Linked DNA regions of Homo sapiens: region 2 is linked to region 1. Evidence: read pairs that join two places in POLR2A ChIA-PET (ENCODE). Cell type or tissue: PC-9. All regions are shown on one strand. Each heading gives the region's core, and the rest is flanking DNA. Links, peaks and the distances in the headings are about the cores only.

Region 1 (5,389 bases), core at 60-5,059:
CTGCTGTTGGTTGAAGTAGTCTATAGATGTCCATTATGTCTAGTTGATTGATAGTGTTGTTGAGTTCAAACTTGTCCTTACTGATTTTCTACCTGCTGGATCGGCCCATTTCTGTTAGAGGGGTGTTGAAGTGTCCAACTACAATAGTGGATTCATCTATTTCTCTTTGCAAATCAGATTTTGCCTTACATATTTTGATGCTCTGTTGTTAAGTACATATAAATTAAGAATTATGGAGAATTTACCTCTGTATCACTTTATAATACCCCTCTTTATTCCTGATAACTTCCTTCACATTAAAGTATAATTAAGTGATCTTTAAGGTAAAGATTGCAATAGTCTCAAGGTGTTTTTTCAGCTGTCATTTGGATATATTTTTTAATGTTTTAGGAAATTCCTCTGTAGTTTTTTATAAGACAAAAAAATGAAATAAAATTAACAGTGAGTATAAATTTGTTCTGAGATTGCTAAAGCAAGTACAAATACAGGAAGCTACCAAATGTCTAAGTGAATTTAATTTCATTTAATTAAATTTTTTTGGTGACAACACTTAGGATCAGTTTAAACCTTTACTAACTGTTTAGGAATTAAGTTTTGGTAGAAAAGCTCAAGTGGGGCATGGGCACACACTAAGCAGATTTGATCATTTCTCATTGCATTTAAAGTGCAACCTTTATCCTGCATGTAGAATTTAAAAATAAAAATAATAAATGAAGTACATCTTTTAAAACATGAAAATACTTTTTCCTGTAAGCATTTTATCAATGGCGTTTGAGAACTGGCTTGAATTGTGGAGTATCTTGGTTTATGCATTAATATTGTTGATGATTTTATTTTCTCAAGTGTCTGATTTATTTTTACTGTTGTCTCTCTGCCTCTCCCTACCCCCAAGTGTTTTATCAACAAAAATTGCATCTTTAAGTTGTGTAATGAAACCAGTATTTTTTCTTAAGAGGGTATACCAGGTGTATTCGCACATGGGCCTGAGAAACTGACAGCTTTCTACAGTGTAAAGATAACCTTTACATCAAATTTCCTTATAGATTATTTTATTAAAAGAGAAGAAGTACCCTTTGTAAAGCACTTGTGTCAGACAGACACTGTGTTGAGTACTTAAGACATTTTATCTCATTTACTTCTAATCACTAACCCATGAGGTATAGATAATACCATAATTTTTTGAATCACAGTTGCTGTCAATTACCAGATGGATTATTATTTTATGTACCGCAGAGAGAGAGAACTGCGGATTATAATTGTAAGATGCTATCAATTTCAGAAATGTTAAAATGTGACAAAAATAGCTGTCTTAGAATTAGTGAAAGGTGGAATTAGTGCTACCTTGTTTTGTGGTTGTCACTCAGGATTCTCAAGACAACTCACCTCCCAAAATGAAGTCAAGTCTGGACAAACGTAGGTCTGCTTTACTCCAGAGCTCTCCAGGCATCAGAGCATAGAGACTAGGAGCATACAGCCACCCTGCCATTTAATAGCTGTATGACTTTAGGGAAGTTACTTAAAGTCTTAGTTTTCTCTTCTGTAAAATGGAAATGGAAATGATAATGGTAAAACCATATAGTTGTTATGAGAACTGAATGAGTTGTATATACATTTATAATGTGCTTTCCATGAGGTTAAATGCTTTGCATATATATTGGTTAATTAAATTGGTTAATTAAAACAGTATTGTTTCTGATCTAAGTAGATGCTTGCTTAAAAGGGAGAGGAAAAGAGCCTTATCAAATGGTTCATTGATATTTTGTGCACATAATGAATATTAAAATTATTAAATCATTAAAATATTGATTTGTCTTTTAAAATTAATGTAAGATTGCAGTCTTGACAATTTTGACATCTAAATTACATTTTTATTTTCATAAAAATAATACTGTATAAAGTTTTAGCTGAAATCTGCTTTCCTTTCATCTCTGTTATGACATATTTAGTCAGAATATTGATGTGCTATGATGGATATCTTGAAAATAACCTGTGATGTAGTTGGGATTCCTGTCAACCTCATAAGAAACTGATTCAGAAATTTTTTTAAAGGGTTTCAGTATTATTGACGCGTGTTTTAATTTCAGTTAAAATATACTGCTTTTTCATTGCACAGTGTATAGAGGAAAGATAATACCGAGACAGTTTTTGTAATAGTTTTATATGCACATGATTTTGTTGGTTCACCTTGAGATTTAAAATCTTGTCATCTTGCTGAACCACAGTTCTATAAAAATAAAATATAATATTTTCGTATACCCTGATAACAAAAATGGGTTAAGACCTTCCTTTGAACTTCTTGCTTTTTCCTTCATTCCCACTTTTGCTTTGTTTTCATTGTTTTTTGTTTGTTTGTTTGTTTATTTTGGACTCACATTATTCATTTACTTCACAAGTAGTTATTGACTGACTGTTAAATACCAGGTCCTGTATTTACAGTGATGAATTGGAAATAGCCCTTGACCTGGAAGAACTCACTATTTGGGATTTATTAAGTGTCTAGTCATTGAGTACTTAGGCATGGTGCCAAGGACTTTATATATACATCTTTTGTTTTAATCCTCGTAACTACACTGCTAAGGTAGGTCAGTGCTTCTTGAATGTTTCTATTAAATAGATGGCAGAGAAGAGGAAATTCTTGGGGAATCAAAGGGAGGTGACAGTCTGAGTGTGGTAATGATGGTGGTGAAGGGGGAGAGCTTTGATGTTAAAATTCTTTTCAATTTAGTGTTTTCTCTTACAAATGTTTTGAGGCCATGATGGCTCACGCCTGTAATCCCAACTCTTTGGGAGGCCAAGGCAGGAGGATTGCCTGAGGCCAGGAGTTCTAGACTAGCCTGGACAACATAGCAAGACATTGTCTCTATAAAAAATTTAAAAATTAGGCCGGGCATAGTGGCCCACGCCGGTAATCCCAGCACTTTGGGAGGCCGAGGCCGGTGGATCACCTGACGTAAGGAATTTGAGACTAGCCTGGCAACATGGTGAAACCCCGTCTCTACTAAAAATACAAAAGTCAGCCGGGTGTGGTGGCACACACCTGTAATCCCAGCTACTCGGGAGGCTGAGGCAGGAGCGCTTGAACCTGGGAGGCGGAGGTTGCAGTGAGCCAAGATTGCACCACTGCACTCCAGTGTAGGCGACAGAGTGAGATTCCATCTTAAAAAAATGATAAAAATAAAAATAAAATTAAAAAATTAGCCACATGTTGGTGTTGTGGTGCACGCCTGTAGTCCCAGCTACTCAGGAAGCTGAGGCAGGAAGATCACTTGAGCTCAGGAGTTTGAGGAGGCAGTGAGCTATGGTCTTGTCACTGCGCTCCAGCCTAGGAAATAGAGCTAGACCTTACCTCAAAAAAAAAAAAAAAAAAAATTGGCTTTTGCATTCTGTTAACATACCTTTCTTTGTTTTGATATAAACAAATTTTTAATGTAAAAAAATTAATTAGCATGAGGGAAGATTCAAAAAAGTATCCTGTCCCAATTTTAGGGTAGAGGGAATATGGTACTGGGAGCAGGATTTTATTATACACTTCAGGGCATCAAGGGGGCTCATTTATTTGTTAAACTTTTTTTGCTTTTTTATTTTAAGTAAACTTTTGAAGTGTAACATGCAAAGACATGCACATATCATCATACAGCATGTATGGTGTTTTATCCTGGCTTCTTACCTTAAACATACATATATGGTTATGTGATCCATAAACCCCGAATATCTGAAACAGGTCTCAGTTAATTTAGGAAGTTTATTTTGCCAAGGTTGAGGACCTGCGCTGGGGTAACAGCCTCAGGAGGTCCTAAAAACATGTACCCAAGGCGGTCAGAGCATGGTTTGGTTTTATACATTTTAGGGAGACATGAGACATCAATCAACATATGTAAAATTAATATTGGTTTGGCCCAGAAAGGCAGGACAACTCGAAGCTGGGAGAGAGGGCTTCCGTTTGAGTTTCTGATTTGCCTCTCAGAAGGAGGCAATCAGATAATGCATTTAGCTCAGTGAGCAGAGGGGTGACTTTGAATACAATGGGAAGCAGGTTTGCCCTGAGCAGTTTCCAGCTTGACTTTTCCCTTTAGCTTAGTGATTCTGGGGTCCCAAGGGTTTTTTCCTTTCACAGATTCAAGCATGTTGCCTGTAGCAATAGTTTATTCTCACTGCTTCATAATATTCCACTGTATGACTCTGTATATCATGATTTATCTGTTTTACTGTTAATGGACATCTAGGTTGTTTCCAGTTTGGGGCCGTCATGAATAGAGTCCCTGTAAAATATCCTTGTATTCCTGTCTGTGCATGTCTTTTGGTCCCATGTGTGCATTTCCCTGGGTAATGTACCTTGTAATATAATCACTGGGTCATATGTGTGCCTTGTTCAGTTTTAGTATAACCCAGTGATTTCCAAAGTTGTTGTACCAATGTATAACCTCATCAGTAGTAGATGAGAATTTCTAGTTGTCCCACATACTCTGGAACATTGGCTTGATATTCTGTCTCATATATTTAGCCATTCTGGTGGGTGTAACATGGTATTAAGTTGTGGGTAGGCTATTTTCTCAAAATAAACATGATTCCTTTCCCTACTCCTACCCTTGGTCCCCTCCTTTGTGAACACCAGGGGAACGTGGAACAGACACCTGTATATTTTCATAAAACCTATCAGATGATTCTGGTCACCTTGCCAGTTGGTAAGATGCAGAATATACAACAAATTTAAGTATAATTTAAGGAAAATGAGACGGTCATGAAAATTATAGCTCCGCAGTGTAGTTTATTGACTTTCTGACAAATAGTGCACTTCTAACTTGATAAACATGGATGAGTTTTAAGATTTTGCAAGCTGGTGAAAAGTTTTGTAGGCTTTTTTATTTGACTGAGTGAGTTTGCAACATTGGCCCAAAGCTCTAATTACACAATGCTGGAATGCGCTTGTTCTTACTTGACCATCTACCCAGATTGCAGGTTGTGTTCATTCATTATTCTGTGGGGTTTTGCTACAGTTGAAAGAAGGGGAACACTATATGAGCAGATCTTTCTCAATTTTCAGAACTTGAAAAAAGTTGGCAGAATAAATTTTACCATTTCCTCACAGCATGCTGTGTGTTTTTATGTCTAATTTCTTGTTATTTGTGGAGTTTTTCTTTTAAATTTCACAGAAGTGTTGCTAAGCTGTATTTTTTGTCATTTTGTAGTGAAAATCCAAGAGTGCAAAAAATATTTTTCCCTTGAATCCTTTTCAGTGTTAAGATTGTAATTCTTTTCTCATTCCTTAATCATTGTAGATTATGTTAGAATCATATGTAGAGAAGTGTCATTCCTGTACCTTTTGGGGATAATATTTGTTGATTTCTTCTTTTAAGATATGCACATCGACTCTTAACTCCAGATAAGCTCA
Region 2 (5,389 bases), core at 226-5,225, 62 kb before region 1:
AAGCAAATAGGGCAAATTCTGTTTCCTCACAGGATCCAAACTGAGTTGCAAATACAGATACTGACTGGCCAAATTGAGAAAAATGAATAATTTCAAAGGAGCAAAGAAAATAAAAAAGGTTCTGATAAATATAGAATTGTTCTCATAGGGAAATGGCTAAAGATAATAATAGTGAATGTAAAAAAGAAAAGAAGGAAGAGAAGGAGGACCGATCTAAGAGATTAGGGGGAAACTAATATATAAGAGAGTTAGATAAAAAGGATCTAACATAGATACTGGGTTGTAAAGCACCAAACAAATACAAAAAGTTATTTGAAAATATGAAACAAGAATAATTTCCCTGAATTGAAGGCAAATGCTGCAGACTGAAAGAACACACTGAATTTGAAAGAAATTTGACGCAGAGCAGTCAACGCCAATTTATATTCTAGTTAGGTTATTCTCCTTATGCTAGTTGTGCTACTATCAAGCATTAAGGAAAAGAATTCAAACAAAAAAGACCAAAAACGCCAATCACTATCACCGGGGAAGTAATCACACTGGCCTCAGATTCCTTGACAATTGGAGATTGGTTGTACCGATCTTCATGGTTCTGGGAGGAAATCATAGTTAATAGTACATTGTAATAGTCCTATTATGTTAAAAATAATTTTTAATAAAACTAGGAAGGTAGATAGAATGAGATGACAGAACATATGTGACTGTTAATGTCCTCATCATTTATAGCAGGGAATCACTATTAAAACTGAGAACTTAAAAAAAAGACTCCAATTCCAACCTTTTTTTTTTTTTGAGATGGAGTTTTGCTCTTGTTGCCCAGGCTGGAGTGCAATGGTGCGATCTCGGCTCACCACAACCTCTGCCTCCTGGATTCATGTGATTCTCCTGCCTCAGCCTCCCAAGTACCTGGGATTACAGGCATGCGCCACCATGCCTAGCTAATTTTGTATTTTTAGTAGCGACAGGGTTTCTCCATTTTGGTTAGGCTGGTCCCGAACTCCTGACCTCAGGTGATCCACTCGCCTTGGCCTCCCAAAGTGCTGGGATAACAGGCGTGAGCCACCGCGTCTGGCTCCTCCAATCTCTTAACATTTGTGTTTTTCCAAAATTTCTTCCACAGTCTTAGAGGAATATTTTACGTTGAAAGAAAAAAAAAATATTTATTTGAAGCTTACACTTTCATCAGGGTGTTTGGGAATTTTTGTTTGGTGTGTACGTATGCACATGTGTGTTTGGGTCATAAAGAAATTTGCTTGTTTCTTTTTCACTTTAAAAAAACATCTGTAGGCCAGGTGCAGTGGCTCACATCTGTAATCCCAGCACTTTGGGAGGCTGAGGCAGGCAGATCACCTAAGTCAGGAGTTTGACACCAGCCTGGCTGACAGAGCGAAACTCCGTCTCTACTAAAAATACAAAAATTAGCCAGGCAGGGTGGCACATGTCTATAGCCCCAGGTACTCAGGAGGCTGAGGCAGGAGAATGGCTTGAACCTAGGAGGCAGAGACTGCAGTAAGCTGAGATCGTGCCACTGCACTCCAGTCCAGATGACTGAGCAAGACTCCGTCTCAAAAACAAAACAAAACAAAACAAAACAAAACAAAACAAAACAAAACAAAAAAACTACAATAGGCCAGGCATGGTAGCTCACGCCTGTAATCCTAGCACTTTGGGAGGCCAAGGCAGCTGGATTGTTTGATTTCAGGAGTTCAAGACCAACCTGGGCAACATAGCTAAACCCCATCTCTACAAAATATTAAAAAATTGTCTCGGCATAATAACATGCACCTGCAGTCCCAGCTACCCCAGAGGGTTCCTTGAGCCCAGGAGTTCAAGGTGGTAGTAATCTATGATAGTGCCACTGCACCTCAGTCTGGGCTACAAAGTTAGACCCTGACTCTTTAAAAAAAAAAAAAAAAAAAAAGTCGTCTATAATATAATCATATTTTAAAGCATTTCCTTCCTGTCTAGCTGTCTATTTTTTAAAGAAACATGCCTGGATAAAGTTCATCTAATATTAACCAAGTTTCTTCTTATGTGGTGAGATTTAACTGATTTTTAAATCTCTATGTTTGTACTTTTTGCAGTGTTTGAATTCCTTCTAAAAATACACTTAGTATTTACAAGAAAAGATAGAATAATTTATTTTATTAAAAATAAGACTGTAAACAAGACAAAATATTAACCAACAACTATAAATCTCTTTATGGAGGGATATGAATCATCTTAGTGTCCTTCTTTTACTTTTTTCTGATTGACAAATAATAATTCTATATATTTATGGGGTAGAATGTGATGTTTCAATACATGTATACATTGGGAGATGATCAAATCAGGGTAATTAGCATACCCGTTACCCCAAATGCTTATCATTTCTTTGTGGTGAGAACATTTAAAAACTTCTCTTTTAGTTATTTTGAAATATTTAATACATTAACTATCGTTACCTTGCTGTGCAACAGAGCAGCTAGAACTTATTCCTCCCAGCTGTAACTTTGTACCTGTTGACAAATGCCTCTCCTTTTGTCCATCTACCTCCCCCAACCCAAGCCCCTGGTAACCATCATTCTGCTCCCTACTTCTATTTTTTTCTTTTTTTTTTTTAATTTTAGCATCAGAATTACTTGCAAATCTGCTCTCTCCTTCTATGAGCTTGCCTTTTTTAGATTTTACGTATACATAAGATCACATGGTATTTGTCTCTCTGTGCCTGACTCATTTCACTTAACACAATATCCCCTAGGTTCATCCATGTTGTTGAAAATGACAGAATTTCAGTTTATTTTTTAAGGACGAATAGTATTCCATTATGTACATATACCACATTTTAAAAATCTATTCATCCCTTGATGGAAAGTTAGGTTGTTTCCATATCTCGGCTATTGTGAATAATGCTGCAATGAACATGAAGTGCAGATGTCTCTTTGGCATACTGATTTTAAATCCTGTGAGTATATACCCAGTAGTGAGATTGCTGGATCATATGGTAATTCTATTTTTAGTTTTTAAAGAAATCTTTATATTATTTTCAAAATGTCTACTAATTTACAATACCACCAAGAGTGTATAAGGGTTCCCTTTTCTCCACATCCTCACCAACACTTATTATCTTTTATGTTTCTGATAATAGTCAATCTACAATTGTGAGGTGATATCTCATTGTGGTTTTAATTCGCATTTCTCTGATGATTAAAGATGTTGAGCATTTTTTTCATGTATCTGTTGGCCACTTTAAGAAGTGTCTATTCAAGTCCTTTGCCCATTTTTAAATAGAGTTGTTTTCTTGTTATTGAGTAGTTTGGGTTATTTATACATTTTGGATATTGGCTCCTTATCCCATATGTGATTTGCAAATATTTTCTCCCAATCTGTGGATTGTCTCTTCTCTCTATTAAGCTTCTTTTACTTTTTAATAAAAGTTTGTTTCATGTCTTTGCAAAACAAGGTTCCAGACTTCATTTGAGAATATGCAGGGAAGTTCAATAATTTGTGACAGCATATTGCAGGGTAAAGAGTACTCAAGCTTTAGATTGAACCTAAGTTAAATATCAATTATCTATTGTTATGTAGTAAATCACTCCAAACTTAGGTAGCATAAAATGACTACTATTTTATATACTTATGACTTTGTGGGTCAAGTAGTTAGGCAATGTACAATGATAATAACTTGTTTCTGTTCTTTGATATCTGGGACCTCACCTGAGGTTACTTAAATATCCAAGAGCTGGCTGGAATGGCTCAATGGAGGCCATATGTCTGGAGTCTTGGTTCTGACTCTTAGCTTGGGCTCCTCATATTATGGTAGTCTCAAGGTTCCAAGAGGAAGCATTACAAAGAAGACAAACTCCCTAAGTCCAAGTGCTTAGTAAGCCTCTATTAATATCATGCTTGCTAATGTCCCATTGGCAAAAGCAAGTCCCAACGTCAAACCTAGACTCAATGTGGGAAGGGCATACACAAGAAATTTGGATCTTGGCTCTATCATTTTTGACCTTGACAAGTAATTTTATTTCCCTGAGTCTCAAAAGAGTTTTCTTTTCTGTAAAATGATGATAACAATACCCAATTCACTTGGTTTAAGGGATTAAATGAGACAAAAGTATAGCTAACAGAGAACCTAAGAAATAGTACATGTTTAATAGATATTAATTTTCATAATACTTATTATAAAAACATAAAGGGTACTTTTGTTTAAAAATGGTTGCACAGCTTATAAACTTACCTTTTGAATAAGTTTTATACAGTTTTGATTAGCACCATTTTAAATCTGTTTTTCAGTGTTTTTATTTACTTTGGGTCCCCCACACAAATTCTGTAAGTCCTTCTATGCAATGGTTACCTTATTTTCTATTTCCTTTGTTTCTCATCTTAACTTTTATTTTTATAGGCTTCTAATCAAAAGTACATTTTCCATTAAACTACTTGGAGGACATCTTATTTGATCTTCATGCAACCTTATGATATAGATAAAGAAAGTACTATCTTCACTTCACAGTTGGGGAAATTATGGCTGAGAAGGGTTAAATTAATATCTAAGATCATCCATTAGCATAGGCAAGACTATGTCCAAAGTCTCAGTCTTCCCAGTCTTCAGAGCTGTAGACCATAATATATCTTTCTAAATTCTCATGAGCCTCTTAAGAAATCTTTGTGAACATTCCAGAAATGTTATCATTGCAATGTTTCTACAATCTTTTCATATGTTGATTTACTGTCTAATAATAGAAACAGAATCCACCATAGTTAAGAGAACCTAACTTACTTTCTCCAGATATCAGATGCAAACCTGTTATAATATTAGTATGTATTTAACATTGTAAGAATATGCAGGAAACTTCTGGCTGTAAAAGGGCTCTTTTCTTTGTATTCAAATAAAAAAGGACTTAGAAGCTCACCGATTAACTGGAGAGTGTTGAAGGGAGACTCCTTAGAATATACCTGTTTCTGCTTTGTTTCCTTTAATTAAGAAAGATCAAGGTCTCATAAAGATGCCAGTGGAGGCTGGGTGCCGTGGCTCACTCCTGTAATCCCAGCACTTTGGGAGGCCAAGGCAGGCGGATCACCTGAAGTCCGGAGTTCGAGACCAGCCTGGCCAACATGGTGAAATCCCGTCTCTACTAAAAATATGAAAATTAGCTGGGCGTGGTAGTGCGCACCTGTAATCTCAGCTACTTGGGAGTCTGAGACAGGAGAATAGCTTGAACCCCGGAAGCAGAGGTTGCAGTGAGCCACAATCGCACCATTGCACTCCAGCCTGGCTGACGAGAAAGTCCGTCTCAAAAAAAAAAAAAAAAGAGGCAAGTGGAAGCTTGATATTTGCAGATGAGTCTCACATACCAACACACATTCATTCATACAAGCATGCACACACACGTACACATCAGCGGAAACG

What was found. Peaks named below come from ENCODE experiments on the same cell type or tissue, not always from the same donor. Only the 100,000 strongest peaks of a DNase experiment are listed, where the experiment ranks them.
Region 2: POLR2A ChIA-PET joins it to region 1 with 5 read pairs; 5 of 35 experiments call an interaction of 5 or more read pairs at or near these places.

What each region holds. Positions count from the first base shown.
Region 1 is chr2:138,510,391-138,515,779 of GRCh38, forward strand. All of the region lies in intron 1 of SPOPL (speckle type BTB/POZ protein like), which reads left to right. Among named protein-coding and RNA genes, the nearest start is that of SPOPL, 11 kb to the left of the region's middle. In PC-9, for the core only: no CTCF peak of the experiment used is centred there; a DNase peak (open chromatin) is centred at 2,531; H3K27ac peaks cover 502 bases.
Region 2 is chr2:138,448,671-138,454,059 of GRCh38, forward strand. No RefSeq gene overlaps it. Among named protein-coding and RNA genes, the nearest start is that of SPOPL-DT, 50 kb to the right of the region's middle. In PC-9, for the core only: no CTCF peak of the experiment used is centred there; no DNase peak of the experiment used is centred there.